Linked DNA regions of Homo sapiens: region 1 is linked to region 2. A link is an interaction called in ENCODE POLR2A ChIA-PET data of the cell type or tissue named here. Cell type or tissue: OCI-LY7. All regions are shown on one strand. Links, peaks and the distances in the headings refer to the core of each region. The heading gives the core; the rest is flanking DNA.

Evidence for each region. Peaks named below come from ENCODE experiments on the same cell type or tissue, not always from the same donor. Only the 100,000 strongest peaks of a DNase experiment are listed, where the experiment ranks them.
Region 1: POLR2A ChIA-PET joins it to region 2 with 5 read pairs; 3 of 35 experiments call an interaction of 5 or more read pairs at or near these places.

What each region holds. Positions count from the first base shown.
Region 1 is chr10:127,752,648-127,761,023 of GRCh38, reverse strand. No RefSeq gene overlaps it. Among named protein-coding and RNA genes, the nearest start is that of FOXI2, 20 kb to the right of the region's middle. In OCI-LY7, for the core only: a CTCF peak has its summit at 3,772 (motif pointing left); no DNase peak of the experiment used is centred there.
Region 2 is chr10:127,849,768-127,858,143 of GRCh38, reverse strand. No RefSeq gene overlaps it. Among named protein-coding and RNA genes, the nearest start is that of CLRN3, 39 kb to the left of the region's middle. RefSeq lists a silencer at 3,975-4,054. In OCI-LY7, for the core only: CTCF peaks have their summits at 3,767 and 3,968 (motif pointing right); DNase peaks (open chromatin) are centred at 2,903, 3,523, 4,153 and 5,223; H3K4me3 peaks cover 2,257 bases; H3K27ac peaks cover 2,582 bases.

The DNA of each region.
Region 1 (8,376 bases), core at 1,262-6,261, 97 kb after region 2:
AAATAAAAACTATTATAATAAAAAATATTATTTGTAATAGCATGGAAAAATAAATATTTGTATATGAATCCTACAAAATATATATAGGATCTATATGTAGAAAATTAAAAATCTCTGATTTTAAAAAATCAAGAAAGATTTAAATAAAATGGAAAGAGATTCCATATACATGAACTGAAAAACACAATATTAAGATATCAATTTTATCTTCTCTAGAGGCTCAATGCAATCCCAAAATTCAGCAAGTAAGGCCAGGTGCGGTGGTTCATGCCAGTAATCCCAGCACTTTGGGAGGCTGAGACAGGCAGATCTTTTGAGCCCAGGAGTTTGAGACCAGCCTGAGCAATATGGCAAAACCCTATTTCTACAAATAATACAAAAAATTAGCCAGGCTTGGTGGTGTGTACCTGTAGTCCCAGCTACTTGGGAGGCCGAGGTAGGAGGATCACCTAAACCCAGGAAGCTGAGGATGCAGTAAGCCAAGATCGCACCACGGCATTCCAGCCTGGGTGACAGAGTGAGACCCTGTCTTAAAAAACAAAAACAAAACAAAACAAAAAAACAAAATCTAGCAAGCTATTTTTGTATATATTGACAAATTTATTCTAAAGTTTATATGTCAACACAAGAATAGCCAACACAATGCTGAGAAAAAGGACAATGTTGAAGGACTCATGCTACCCGATTTCAAGACTTACTATAAAATCAAGTAATCAAGGCAGCATAATATTAGAGAAAGAATAGGGACATAGATCAATGAAATATGATAGAGAGCCCAGAAATAGACCTCTACAAGTATAATCTACTGATCTTTTGGCAATTCAAATGGATGAAGTCCAGTCTTTTCAATAAATAGTGGTGGAATGATTAGACAGACATATGTAAAAAATAGCTTCCAAAGAGGACAGTGTGGGAGAGAAGAAGGATAACTTTACGATGAAGAAACCTGACAAACATGACCTCTGGCAGGTGATTAAAGTTACAGGTCAACATGATGATAAATCATTGTGATAAATCTTAATATGATGTGATGAAAATGGCACTTTATCTCTGCTGTCTTCCTCTAAATAACTCAATCTGAGCCTAATTGTGAGGAAAATATCCGAAAACCCAAACTGAGGAGTATTCTGCAAAATACCTGACCAGTGCTCCTCAAACTGCCAAGGTCATAAAAAAAAGTCTGAGAAATTGTCACAGCAAGAAAAAGCTAAGAAAACATGATCACTAAATGTAATGTGGGTTTTTTTTGGATGGGATCCTGGAACTGAAAAAGGACGTTAGGTAAAACTATAAAATAATAAAGTATTAATAATTTTTATTAATAATAAAGTTTATTAATTGTAGCAAATGTACCATACCAGTGTAAGATGTTAGTAACAGGAGAAACTGGTTACAGGCTAGATGGGAACTCTCTGTTCTATCTTCATGCTTTTATGTAAATCTAAAACTGCTCTAAAAGAAAAAGAAGTGGATAGAGGGATGAGCAGATCTCACTCTTTATGGAGACCTCATAGAGGGCAGAAAAGGGAATTTTTTTGGAACGTCAGCAAAATGTAGGAGAAGAAGGGCCAATCAAGAGGTGCAGAAGCTGAGGAATTAGAACACAAGAGAAAGCAAAGTCCCCAGAGACATGGAAGGAAGAGGCAAGGGGGGAAGGGGTTGGAGTGTGGAATGCCTCAGAAGGTCGGCACTTAGGAGGGAACCTGGGAGGGGAGAGCATTTCAAACTTTCAGGAGCTTTCCCAGAAGGTGGATCTTCTAAAGGAGCAAGAAAAATTCTAAAAATAGCTAAATGTGATTGTAAGGGAAGTGTTAACTGGGGAGGGGGACGCTGAGAAGGTAACTTACCATGAAATATTGGAGAGCTCAGAACAGCTTGCTATCTGGACATGCATTGCACAAGCCCATGGGTTCCTCATCATCTCAGCAACCTTGATAGGCTTTGGATGTCCTAATGGGAGCTAGGAGCAGTGTTGAGGAATAAGGTCCAAGAGAGATGAAACCTTCTGCACAACAGAGGGAAGCGAATTGGGATGGCTGGAGGCAATCTTCAAGGATAGGAACATAATGAGAAAAGACACGGGATTGGGAAATGAGATGCTGAGGCCAGCTGAGCCCGCATCCACGGGGGCAGGCATGGTCTTCCGCAGCCAGGGGCAGAGGGATATTTGAGGAACAGATGCCCAATCCTAGAGTCTCAGATTTCTGCTCTGAGGTATGAAGCACTGTCCCCTCTGTGGCCTGCAGATGCCCAGAAACAGCTAAGGGGACAGAATTCTGAAGATGCAAGGATGCAAAGCACCCGGAAGTCTCTGAGTGGGTACTGGACTTTCCATTCTCCTTAACTTTCATTTTCATCAAGCTTATATATGCTTATATTTTAGAAAGCTAAATATTGCTACAGAGCTTTTATAAAAGTTTTTACCCTAATTTCCTCCCATTTTCAAGTCCAAATCCTAGGTGGTAACTACAGTTGACGCCAGAGGGGATCAGGGGTGCCAAGTTCCTGCACAGTTAAAAATCATGTATAACTTGTGACTCCCCCAAAACTTAACTACTAATAGCCTGCTGGTGACTGGAAGCCTTACTGATAAACAGTCGATTGACACGTATTTTGTACGTTATATGTAATATATGCTGTGTTCTTAAAATAAGCTAGAAATGAAAATTATTATTAAGGAAATCATAAGGAATAGAAAATATATGTACTATTCACTAAGTGGCAGTGGAAAATGTATTTATTATTCACTGAGTGGCAGTGGATCATCATGAAGGTCTTCTTCCTCATCATCTCCACATTGAGTAGGCTGAGGAGGAGGAGGAAGAGGAGGGGCTGGTCCTGCTGTCTTAAGGGTGGCAGAGGTAGAAGAAAATCCATGTATAAATGGACCCTGAAGTTCAAACCCAGGTTGTTCAAGGGTCAGCTGTATTTATAGTTCTTCTAGCTGGGTTTTTTTTTTTTTTGTATTTTGTTTCGTATTTCCAAATAATATGTCCTCACTGCCATTTCTTTCTTTCTTTTTTTAAAAAATTTTTAGACATTTTCCTTTGACCTCCTACAACATAGGCGTATATTTGGTCCCACCCCTACCTCACCTCCACTTCTTGACCCCATTCTTCCATTCAAATTATGATTTTTGGTTAAATTAATGTGCATTGTTCATATTACTTTAACAAGTTAATTATTATTTATAGCTGAACTTTGTAAAATTCTAAGATTATATTTTCTGCCTTGTACAACTTGTATTCTTTTGAATCAATTGCTAATTGTTCTCCAAACTTTCCAGCAAAGCAATAAAATTCTGCTCAATAGCGTGAAGGGCACCATGCATGCCATTCCCCCAGCTTTCTCTTTCTGTGTCTGCACCTATGGGATACAGAGGGCTCTAGAGAGCAGTCAGGAGGGGGATCAAGAGTAGGCTTTGCTGGGAGGGTCCCAGCAGGTAAGGCTGGGCAGTCAGGGGACTAGTGAGCAGGAGGTAGAGGAGCTTCCATTTCAAAGTAGGCGCTGAGCTGGAGGTCAGGAGACCTGGGGACACTCCGCAGGCCTGGAAGCCCTTGGTGGAGCCAAGGAAAAACATTATTTTGCAGGGCCTGGCTCCAGCAAGCCTGCCCCAGGTGCTCTTGGTGTGTTCCTGATAGAGTCTTTCCAAAGTCCTATGAGATGCGTGATATTGTTGTGAGTCTTCCAGGAGAACCGAGAAAAAACAAAACGCTGCTAGCACAGCGCCTAGTATCCACTTGTCACTCAAGACGTGGTCTTCCCTGGCCCAACGTGCTTTGCTCTTCTGCCTCCTTGTGGTGGGCAGCAGGGTAACTCAGCAGGATGGCCAGCTCCTCCCTCTATGTGGTGGACTCAGTTGTTCTAGATGAACAACAGCCTCCTTTATACCCACCACCTGGCTACACCGATTGAACATCCTCCTAGGAACCCTCAGACAAGGCCCCTATGCAAAGATCAATAAGGCAAGGTTCCTCCTTCCTCCTTTATGGAGTTTCTGACGTAACAGGCGATGTCATGTACCCATGTAGCTAACTAAAATAATGTAATAGCTATTACATTATAATACAGTATAAAATAATGTAATAATAATGTAACTAACTAAAATAATGATCTGGAACATAAAATGCAGAACAAACATAACTGAGCTAAATACAGATTTCCTTAGATTTTGCCTTTTACTTGAAAAGAGCTTATCATTTAGGTGATAGGTATTGAGAAGTAAATATTATTATACTTAATTAGCAATTAAAAATGACAAAGTAGGAAAACCTTGAACTTGGCTAATGAAGCATTGTTTGATTAGTTATATGTGATTTAAAATGGATTAAATCAACACTTGGCTCTCCTATGGCCTCATTCTTTATTTTCTACTCTTAGCCCTTTTGCCAATAGGTCCGTGTGTGTTAAAGACAATGACTTTCCATACCTATGTTGGTTATCCCAATTCTGTCTCTACTGAGCACAGGTGACTTCACATCCATGTGCCCTTCTCAAATGATACTCTCTAGAGAGGGGAAGTCAGCTTTGTGTAACTCTTCTTACACTGCATTTGGCAAACTGCCAGGGGTATTAAGTTTCCCAATAGATATATGTGTTTTCACACACACACACAAAAACAACAACCAGGATTCTTATGCTCTCTGGAATAGCTAGAGAATCACAAGAAAATGAAGACGATAGAACTTGGTGGACTAATTATGGCTAAGTTCTAAAGTTGAGGCTAAGATGTATGACATTTCTGTTGTGATCCTCAAATACCATCTCAGATATCAATTGGTGGACTGGTGAATTAAGGAAGTGATTAAAAAGATGCACTTATTAAACAACTTCCATAAAAGATTCATTTTTTCTTCAGCAGCATGCAAGTATGTTTCTGCCTTTAGTTCCAATAAGTCATGATCTTTCGCTACTCCTTGTCCCCAGAGAGAAGTGCCTCTTCTATTCTAGAGACTTTGCCAAGACCTGGCTGTTAAAAGAGAGCTGGTGAAATGAGGATCCAGGTTTGGGTGAGAGAGCACTTGAACTCAGTATGTGGGCTTCCTCTTTCTTGCAGTGCTGTGAAGTGCAGAGTCCCTTCTCCTAGCGGCAGTGCTGAACTCCGCTGTTAGAGGGAAACATTGAACTGGCTCCAGGATCACCCAAGCTTGGTTTTTAGCAGAGTTGTGTAAGAGAACAGGGAAGTTTCACACTGGCCCAGGCATGGAGTTCCATTTGTTCAACCTCTCTCTAGACTGAAAATGGCAGGAAAAAGAGAAGTTGGAAGACAATAAAGAACTGTGTGGAATGTGCACAATCAAAGAAAACAGAAGGATTGCTCTTCTCTCCCAGTCTTTGTTGGAATTGGATGAAAATGACCAAGAGTGCAGCATGGCCCCCTTATCCATAAGGGTCCCACACTGGAAAGTCATCAGATGGTATTATCGTACCATCAAGTTTCAGTCAGATTAATGTTCACATCTTTATAACTCAGAGATTTTTGAGGGAACTATTTGTTACAAAGTGTGTAGCTCCTACCAAGCATATTAAAAAATACATGGTTCTTGAAGGCCAGGGTGACTAAAATGCTTACAGACTCACTGTTTTGAAATTTGTCTTTTTTTTAAAAAGGAAGGAACATCAGTAGCTTCTAATCCTGTATTTGATAGTTTCTTTCTTTAAGGTAAAGAAAAAATTTTAAGCTACCCAGGATGACCTTTAAAACAGAAGATACTTGCTGAAATATGTTATTGGTCATGGCTTATGAACTCTGCTGAGAGGATGTGTTAAGGATTATTCAGGGTCCAGCTCTGAATCAGGTGGCCTGAACTTGAATTCTGGTTCTGTCACCTTCCAGCTGTGTGACCTCTCTGCAAGTCCCTTGACAAGCCCCTTGTGCCTCAGTTTCCTTATCTTTTCAATAAATAATATCTACTTGGATATGTTATTATGAGATAATTAAATAATATATCTCTTTATAAGATTATTGGTAGGATGATATAAATTTATATAATAAATTTAAAGTATTCAAAGTAGAGTGTTGCTCATTTGTGACATGTAAATATCAGCTCTTGGGAATTGCACTTAGGAGAGAACTTTCAGAGACACTCATATGAAGCAGCAACTGAAATTTCCAACACAAAGGGTATGCCTGGGTGGCCATTTAAAACCAAGCCTGACTGGGCCAACAGCACTTCTGTTTTGGAAGTTTTCTTTTTTTTTCTTTTTTTGAAACAGGGTGTCACTCCTGCTCCCCAGGCTGGAGTGCAGTGGCATGATCACAGTTCACTGCAGCCTCAACTTCCCAGGCTCAGATGATCCTCCCACCTCAGCCTCCCAAGTAGCTGGGACCACAAGCACACACCACCACGCCTGGTTAGTTTTTGTATTGTATTTTTAGAAGAGATAAGATTTCACCATGTTGTCCAGGCTACTTTTGAACTCCTGGGCTCAAGTGATCCTCCTGCCTCAGCCCCCTAAAGTGCTGGGATTACAGGCCTGAGCCACCATGCTCATCCTTTGGAGGTTTTCTTAATGCTTCTTTGACTTTTTCAAAGATGTCTGTCCAATTTGCACAAAATGCTGGAACCAGGATATTCAAGGAGATTTGGGTCTATTATACAGTTATTGCTGAAATACAGAGATGTCTGCCACCTTTTCCACAGCACATCAGAATGACAGATGGCAGACTGAATGGAGAGACCTAGAGTCTTTGTATGGCTGAGCCACTAAGCAGTAGTCCTACTTTGAACAAATTACTTGACCTCTTTCAGTTTTCATTTATATTATCATGGCTGGAAACAGGTTTAATTACACATATGAACTCTGATGGACAGGCAATGACTTCCTGAAAAGCAATGATGAGAAAGGCTCTGAAGACAGGGCAGGTAACCATCCAGTGACAGATTACTGATGTCTTCTCTGGGAGAAACGCCTGCAACGGATTTGCCATTTCTGGAATAATGGTGTCAAAGGGTCCTTCTTGCTCTAAAATGCTTGAATTTTAAGATCACTTTAAACCAATACAACTTCATAGTTTGTAATTGGAAATAATCGTTTGAAGATAACATAGCTTTTAATTTTTAGATAGAGCCTTGATAATTCTGCCCCTCTCTGCTTGACACTAGGATTTAGACCCAAATAAGGGACCTATTCTTGCCCTTGCCTGGACCCTTGGTGATAGTCCCCAGAACTTTTAGGGCTATTTAGTCACCTCCTTTTATCATTCACCGCTATATTCCTCTATGCCGTCCCTTCTAAATCCTTCCTTCACTCCCTCTCATACTTAACTTCTATTACCTGCAATTACTTTTATGCCAACCTAATACCTCTCAACAAGTAACTTCACCTTATGCTTCTCAGAGAAAGGCAGAGCCTCAGATGGGAGCTCCTCCACCATTGCTGGAGGTGGTGACTGCATCCTTCTAGCCCCTTCCCTCCAGTGAAAAAGGAGGAGGTGGCCTTCTCCTCTTCCAGCTCAGCCCCTTCCCTGGGTTCTAAGCTGCCTCCTGCTCTCCCAGGTCTTTCTCTATCTAGGATTCCCCGTCTTGTCTCTATTTTTTACTTTTCCTTTCCGTTGGTCCTTTATCCTCTAAATTTAAACTTGCTCACTCTACACACCAAGCAAAATTCAAACAAACTTTGAACTCGTTTTCCTCCATCTTCTTTGGGATCAGCACTTAAAATACTTGTCCACATCCTCAGACCCCACCCCACTGCCTCACCTCCTAGTCCCTTAAAACTATCTGGTTCCCACCTTTGTATTGAAACTCTTGCCTCTGAGATGATGAGTTCTGCTTCAGATATGGTGAGGTGGAGGTTCTAGGAGGACGTCCATGCGGAGATGTCCACTAGACAGTTGGATATCCATGTGTGATGTTTAGGAGCGATGGAAAGGATGAAGAAACAGGAGATGAGCTGAAGCAGTAGTAGACACCAGTGTGACCCTTGGAGACAGATGTGGAGCAAGCAGAGAAAATGTATGGCACTGGGCTTCTGAGGACAACCAGCCTCTCAGGGACAGAATGGTGGGAGGGACTCATCTTTCCAAGAGTGTTCATTTGTTTCCTTCTTTCCTCTCCATCTTTCTGACCTTTTGCCTGCTTTCTTTATTTTTCAAAGTACCAACACTTGGCTCTGTTGATCATCTCTATTGTTTTCTTTTCTTTTCTTTCTTTTTTTTTTTTTTTTTTTTTTTTTTGGCGGAGTTTTGCTCTGTCACCCAGGCTGGAGTACAATGGTGCGATCTTGGCTCACCACAATCTCTGCCTCCGGGATTCAAGCGATTCTCCTGCCTCAGCCTCCTGAGTAGCTGGGATTACAGGTGCACGCCACTGCGCCTGGCTAATTTTTGTATTTTTGTTTTGTTTTGTTTTGTTTTTACTAAAGACGGGGTTT
Region 2 (8,376 bases), core at 1,088-6,087:
GTCGAGTTCCTACCCCTTCTTGGTTCCATCCCCTTCCACCCTTGCCAAGGCCTTCACTATCCTGGATTTTGACCTTGAAGTCTGTGGTTAGAATGCTGTTCCATACGCCACTAAGTGTCTTTCTTGTGTTTCTCATTTAACCACCATATGAGCCCTGTAAGGCTGTACTGCTGCTATGTCCATTGGACAGATGAGCAAACCAAGGTCCAGGAAAATAAAAAATTGAGCCACCCAAGGTCTAAAAGCCAGACTGACTCCAGCCAACTGTGGCTGGATGCTGTTGTCTCACCTTTGTGTTATGAAGCCCTTTTTTCATCCTCTGTCTAGTTTTCCAACAAGGTTCTGTGGCTAAACCTCACAAATAATCGCATTAATCTGAGAATACTGTGCCAAAAAGAACATTGTGAATAACATTAATGGTGAATGTATTACACACAGAAATCTAAAAACACCTCTGGTGTTTTCTCAGAAACATTTTTACAGTTCTAAAGTAATTTTATAAATCTTGTTTAAAAGGTAAAGAATTACTATTCTGAAGAGCTTGAGCAGAAATCTAGATTTCTTAAGAACTCAACTAATTCTCACCTCCTTCATCTGCAAATGGCACAAGTTTTCCAACAAGTCTTGAAAATTTTACCTCTTTTGTCGACAAAGGATGAAAACCAGAGGTATGAAGAGGCTTTGCATTTCAGAAAGTCCATCATGGTAGAAAAAGAACCTTCGTTGAGGGAGAAACATTTGCCTCAGAAACAGGGATGAGTAAACAGATAGATTACTCTAGAAGCCCATCCATGGGGAGTCTCAGACTACTCCCACCCTGGGCACTACTCCTTTAAAAAGCACCTGCAGGGCCTCTGGGGTGAGCCACTGGCCCACCAGCATCTGCAAGGCACCATGGGAGACACAAAGGTGAATGAGAGATGGCCTTTGCCTTCAGTGCCATGTTACCTATGAACAGATGTTGACTTGCTTCTTTTTGGAAGCCTGCCCATAACAGTGAGAATTAGTAGGTTTTAGAGAACTCTTGTAGACAGGGCCTTGCTCTGTCACTCAGGCTGAAATGCAGTGGCACCATGTCAGCTCACTGCAGCCTCAACCTCTTGGGCTCAAGTCATCCTCCTGCCTCAGCCCCTCAAGTGGCTGGGTCTACAGGCGCGCACCACCATGCCTGGCTAACTTTTGTATTTTTTGTAGAGATGGGGTTTTGCTGTGTTGCCCCGGCTGGTCTCGAACTCCTGAGTTCAGGCAATCTGCCCGCCTCAGCCTCCCAAAGTGCTGGGATTACAGGCATGAGCCACCATGCCCGGCCTACCCTTGTATATTTGTCCAGGAAGAGACTCTTGAGTTAGCTGGTGTGTCCCAGGGCCTGTGTTCCACAGATGAGCCTGAGGCCGGGGAACGCCTGCCCCACTCAGGGGAACCTGGGGAGTGCTGTGCTGGTGTGGGCTGAATGACATCCCCTAGAAGGGAATGGTGAAGCCCCAATCCCTGGCACCTGTCAATGTGACCCTATTTGGAAACAGGGTCATTGCAGATATAATTAGTCGAGTTAAGATGGGATCATATTGGAGTAGGGTGGACCCCCAATTCAATGTGATGGTGTCTGCATAAGAGGAAGGAGATTTGGACATGAAGACGCATATAGAGGAGAGTGCTGAGTGAAGACAGACATTGGGAGGAAGAGGTGTGTGAAGACGAGGCAGAGTGCAGCGATGCCCCTCCAGCCAAGCAGCACCGGGGCTTGGCCCGAGGGGGAAGGAAGACTTCACCCCCAGAGGCTTCGGAGGGAGCATGGCCCTGCGGATGCCTTGGATTGGGACTTCTGGTCTTCGTGACTGTGACAAAGTAAACTTTTGTTGCTTGGAGCCTCCCAGGTTGTGACCTTTGCTAAGGCAGCCCAAGCAGACAAACACACTGACGCTTCCTGAAATTCTGGAGGCCGCTCCCCTGGGGGGCAGCGTTGCTTCCTTCTGTCAAATGTGGGGCCTGGACCTGGGCTTGCTGGGCCCCCTCCTGTTCTAGGCCACTACTCCTGCTCCAGAATCCCAGATCCTCCCTGCCTGTCCCGGCTGATTCATGATCCCAGCCTGGCTTCACCACAGGGCCTCTCAAAGAGCCCCGAGACCTGCTCCTGGGTTTCTGGAGCGCGGCCATCACAGATCCCTGCTGTGTCTGTCTGACAGGCTCCATCAGCAATAGGATACAAAAGTGAATCCTCAGCCTCCCCAACTTACCATGGGGCTAAATCCAGGGGGCCAGACAAGTGCCCAGGTCTGTGGGCCCTGGTCTGCTATTTCCAGGTCCCCAAGAGGCTAGTAGAAGGTGCTTGTTCCCTGGCCCCGAGGGAACCCTTGACCTCAGCCAGCTCCAGCCCCTGCAGGAGCCATCTCCATGCCTCTAGACCCCCAGTAGACACCCTCCTTCCAGGATCTGACTCCGGTTGTTAGCCTGGGCCCCCAGGATGAGGACAGTGTAAGGAGCCAGGAGGTTGGGACCAGACTGGCCTCCTAGCCTAGCTGAAGAGATGGGTCCTGGCCTTATGAGCTCCCATATGACTGGAAGCTTCCCCAACCCTGGAACCACAGACAGTTCCTGGGCTCTGGTCCTCTCAGCCCAGTGGTGCAGGGGCGGCCCATCCTGAGAGTTCCTGCGGGGAAGAGGGGCCTGTGGGGACAAGGGGATGCTACAGTGAGTGACTTTGAGGACAAGGACACACACAAGCACAGCCCTTTCGGCCACCCCATGGGCCCTGGGTTGCCAGGAGCCTTACCAAGCCCCAGCTTGCCTGGTCCCCACCTCCATGAGGCCACGAGCCAGCCTGGCCGCCCTGGAGCTAGTGCTGGAGCCCATCACGGGATCTGCTATCCCACCATGCAGCAAGAAGAGGAACTGAGAGCCAAGACACTTTTAGAGCCATTTGACCGAGTGTCTGCCTGTTGAATCTAATGATGTAATTTGCATATCTTTATTTTCATTTTCTAGGGGTTGGGAGCTGTGATCAGCACAGGCTGCTTGGCCAGGAGGAATGACTGCAGGGTGGGCAGACACAGGTTGGTACTCAGTGGAGACCTGAGTGAATGAATGAATCAGAGCTGGGGAGGACGGGGGGCATGGGAGGGAACTGCCGTTGTCAGAGAAAGCCCAACACAGACCTTCCTTTCCCTGGGATCATCCCTGGGGTCACCAAACCTCCCCCGTACACCTGAGGAGAGACCACCTGAGTCACAGCCCGCAGAGCTCCGGCCAAAGAGCTGGGATGGATGGGCTGGAGCCAGTGGACTTGGCTCAGGGTCTAATTTCCTAGTCGTGACCACTATCCCCTCCTCTACGCTGAGCCTCAGTTTCCCAATCTGTAAACCGAAGGGGATGCTCTAGACCAGGGATCCACAAATCATTAACCTCTGGGCCAAATCTAGCCAACTGCCTCTTTTTGCAAATGATGTTTTGTTGGAATGTGGCCATGCCCATTCACTTGCTGCTGTCTGCAGCTGCCTTTGCGTCACAATGACAGGGCTGTGTAGGTGTGGCTGGGAGCTTATGGCCCACAAAGCCATGCGTATGCACCACCTGGCCCTTTACAGCAAGGCTGGCCAGCCCGACCTTCCACGAGCGTTTCTCAGCGGAAGCAGTGTCACCTCTGAGTGGGTATTTAAGAAATTGCTTCTGGTGAGTGTAGGTCAAGCTCATTGCAAGACAAGTTCCATGCTATAAAAGCTACTTTTCTTTAAGTTCTTATACTTCCACTTTATATTAAAGTTAAGACATTATGTTTATCTTTTGCGATTTGGAGCATAGATAGGTGATCATCTGTATGGGTTTCATTACAGGGCATTAGAGAGCGTCTGTTAGAAGAGCAGGGCATTGATTTTGATGCAATGAGGCAGTTTCTTTAGAGGGCCCACGAGGCCCTAGATTCCGCATCAGCTTTAAGTGGCAAAGCCACACAGCTATTTCAAGAGCACAGCACTAGAGGGCAGCATAAGCCCATGAGTGCAACGCCAGAGCTCTGCGCCCTGGGCACCGCCGCTTCCCGAAGGCTGCAGGACTGGGGAAGGCTTGTGCCACCAGGACCTGAGCACTCAGCAGGAGTGTCAGGCCTCTGGGCCTGGGTCAGAGCTGATGGAGAGACCGTTCCAGCATGTGAGACGCTGGAGGGAACTGAAACCCACCTGCTGCACATGCATACTTCCCCGGTGGTTTTGGAAATGCTCTTGTTGTCAAAGATGTCCCTTCACACGGGGCTCTGCCTTCCCCACTGCCCTCCTGCACAGGCACAGCACATGTGTGCACACTAAGACTTCCAGGAATCTGTCCATCTAGCTGAACTGATTTTTCCCCCCAATTTATTCGACATTAGGATCTTTCGTGCGAGCCCGCGTGTGTGTCTAAACTTAGCCACATCAGGAAGCTGACACTGGTAAGTGATGACTTAACATTGTGGGAGATGTCCTTCTACACACCTGTGGGTTCCATGGATTCAGCCAACTTCGGATTAAAAAACAGTTTTATGTTTCTTTGTTTTTTTTTGTTTTTTGTTTTTTTTGACGGGTTTTGTTCTGTCACCCAGGCTGGAGTGCAGTGGTGTGATCACGGCTTACTGCATCCTAGACCTCTGGGTCATGCAATCCTCCTGACTCAGCCTCCCGTGTAGCTGAGGTCACTGGTGCCCGACCCCACATCCAGCGTTTTTTTTTTTTTTTTGTAGAGATGGGGTCTTACTTTGTCTCCCAGGCTAGTCTCCAACTCCTAGGGTCTAGTGACCCAGCCTCCCAAAATGCTGGGATTATAGGCGTAAGCCACTGCACCCTGCCAGGATAAAAAATACTTTAAAAAACAATAAAAATCACAATACAACAATGAAAAATAATACCAATTCTAAAAAGACAGTATAACAACCATTTACTTGGCATTTGCATTGTATTAGATATATATAAGTAATCTAGAGATGATTTAAAGTACACAAGAGGATTGTGTAAGTTCTATGCAAATACGACACTATTTTATATCAGGGACTTGAGCATCTGCAGATTTTGTTACCATGGGGGTCTTGGAACCAATCCCCCTCGGATACCAAGGAATGACTGCATATATATATATATTTTAAGTTGGGATTCTTGTTCATTTTCAAACCATCTTTGCTAATATGGCAGTTGGCTTCCCTGGGCAGGAGGGAGCATGCCATGTGCAGACAGCATGCCCCTCCCCTACACAGGAAAGAGGGCCTGTGTGCACGGAACTGCATCCGTCTCTAAGGGGAGAGCGGGGCTCCTGGATCCTAGACACTCTGACACAGCATCCATCACACTTGTGGGCCGGTTTGCTTCTCCTGATCTCTAAGTCTCTCTCAGGCTCCCTCTTGTCCGGGGACACTGTGACAAAAGCAGCTGGAATGTTCAGGATTAACAAGACAGTCTTATTTAAGAAACAGATGCAGAGCACCCTGAAACCCCTGGCAGTGCCCGCGTTGCCATGGCTTTTCCACTCAGCGTGGAAGACCATGAGTCGTGCATCTCCCTGCTGGACCATGGCTTCTGGAGATGGAGGATGGCAGGGCCAGGTGTGATGTTGTCCTCCTGTCCAGCTCCTCCTGCATTGTAGGATGTCTGTCATAACCTGGTCTTAGAAGCCAAGAAGAAATGCAAACCTGTCCCAATAGGCCTCGCTTTGGCAACAGCCAGTGAACAGGTAGATTAACGTCACCACTCAGGCCATTTGGTCACCTGCTCACCAAGGTGCCACCACCACTGACACCAGGCTTATGAGGGTTTCCATCCCCATTTATGATGCTACCAGGAAGCTGATTTTAGCCACAGCCATTTAAAAAAACAAAACCTGTTGTGTCCTTGTAGATCCAAAGTGTTGGAAATCTTCCCTTTTTCCCCCAGCCTCGCCCACCTACCATTTCAATGTAACCTCCCAAATTCTTCCACAGAGCATTGTTGAAGGCTCTGAGAATCTTTCAACCTCCTCCACAAAGCCCTCCAGGGCCCCCGTCACAGCATTCCCTTGGCATTTTATTTGTGGCTCTTGGACACCGTTGTCCCCACCCTTCATGACAGGCCGGGGACTCCTGGCACTGGATCCTTTTTGCGTAAAGTAAGCTGATTGAATTAAGCACGCATCACTGAAATGCTTTGCTTTCCATGGAACCACACTGCCTCTGAATGAGAATCTGCTGCTCTTTAAATGCTCACCGACCCGCCGTCAACGAGCTGTTGTGAGGTTCTACCAGGAATCGGAGGCGTTATGCACAGACCTCCTTTCCAGCCTCTCCTCCCTGCCCCTTGTGGTCAATGCTGCTTTGGATGCTCCCATTTCCTGGGGGCCCGGAGATCCCGCTCACCTAGAGGGGATGGGCCCTGCTGGCTCTTCTCTGTGTCCTGCCTGGCCCTGCCATCCTCCTTCTAGCTGCAGAAGAGGGGAGTCTGGGGACTAGGGCCTGCCTCCTTCCCCTGGGGCACAGCTTCTGCCAGGCACAGCGCCATCCCCCAGGTCACACCAGTTCTTGGATGTCCCCATCAAAGCCTCTTGTTCCTCCTCTGGAAAAACTCTAAGTGGAAATTATAAAAAGTTCTCCAGAAGGTCTAGTCAGAAAAGTCTTGAAAAGACGAGCGGTCCCTAGAACTCCAGGCCAACCCCAATCTCTCTGACCTCCCTCCTCTTGTCCTCTTCCCTAAAACCACAGCCTCTCCCCTCTACTGGCACCTCTTGTCCCCATGAAGCATCCTCTGGGCCCCTCCTCAAGGCAAACACATCAAGGAGTTGCCTGGGGCACCTGCCTTCTTCTCTGCTGTTCCACCCCACTGGGTGGCACCCGATGTGCTCCTGCTTTCAGCTGCCCTTCCCGCAGACGCTGCTCCTGCACAAGGCTCCAGGGGCCTCCCAGTCACAGCCTCTCCCCAGGCAGTGCCAGCTCCACCTCACCTGACCTCTCGGGCCCAGACCCATCCCTCTGCCTTGGCCTCCTCTGGCCCGAGCCGCCCAGCACTTTGCCCAGGTGGCCTTCCTGGCACCCTGCCTCTCCCTCCTTCTCCACGGTTGGACCCGAGCTTCACTGCTAGTCGCAGCCCATGGGGTGCTGCCTGGGGTGGCCGCTCTGGAGGCCCTGGCTGTCCCTCTTGGTCTTTCACTATGGGCCCCCCACCCTGAGACAAGTGACCTCCCACCCAGGGGAGGCTGGTCCCTCCTCCTAGCCAAGTCCCACTGTTGTCTTGTGGCCAGAAAAGGAAAGGAAGTGGCCCCCAAGTCAGCAGTGGGGGTTTATGGACCACATTTGTAATTAACTTGAAAAACAACGCATGAGCTGAACGCCTGGTCTGGTGCTTGTCCTGGGTTTTGAATGTTCTCTTCACCTGTCTCAGAGAGTGACATTTATACAAACTTCTTTCTTCTGTGTCCTTATGAACAGTATCCAAAATGGGACCTTAGGTCTGCCTCATCTGAAGCATTCGCAGGCCAACGAAGCCATCTGCGCGCAGGCCCAGGTGTGTCTTGCAAGGCGGCAGCAGCCCTGCCTCTGGCTGTCAGCTTTGCCCTGGTGGGAGGGATTCATTTCTCTCTCCATCTAGTGAGTTCCCACTCAGTTCATCGCCTTTGAAAAACAAGCTCCCTGGCAGTGGGGCTTTTAGATTGAGATGTAAAAGTTAATTGTTTTATTGAACTTTAAAGAAAAGAACAACCACCACCAGCTAACAGGAAGCGCTTAGGAGTTGCTTGCTAATTTATTCTTATAACGAGTTTTGATTAGATATTGATTGTCACGGGCTCCAGGGGGAACCTCCATTCGGCCCCTCTGGAGGGTGGATGGAGTCAAGACTACATGCACTTCTCATTTTGTAATTAATTCATTTTTTAAAAGAAAGCAATCAGGAAGAATCTCATGAAGCTGGAAATCTCCCCAAACAAAATATTCCCAAAGGCTTTGCCAGGCTTTCTGGTACTGAGTGGGGCAGCTGCTGGTGCTCAGCGCAGGCATTAGGTTAATAGAGTCGTGCTTAATCCTTCTTACACTGGAAACTTGTTTGTATTCTGAGCAAAGGACTTCCTTCCCTAACCTCTAAGGGGAAGGATTCGCCTCGTTCCTTCCCACCTTCTTCCCCTTTGATGGGATTACCGCAGCTTGGGAAGGATTCATTTCACCTAGCCGGCTCTGACGGATGGCCTTTTTGCAGGGCCAATTCAGAAACATCCATGGCCGGAGGGAAAAGCTCACATTTCTTCTTGAACAATTATTCCTCACAGGTTCCATTTCAGTCCTTTTTCAATAGAGATTTTCCATACATTTCCAGCTCTCAGATTCTCTCAGTAAGATGATCGTTCTTTCAAACAGAACTCTAAGAAAGAAGGCAGATTCTTTTTTTTTTTTTTTTGGTGTCC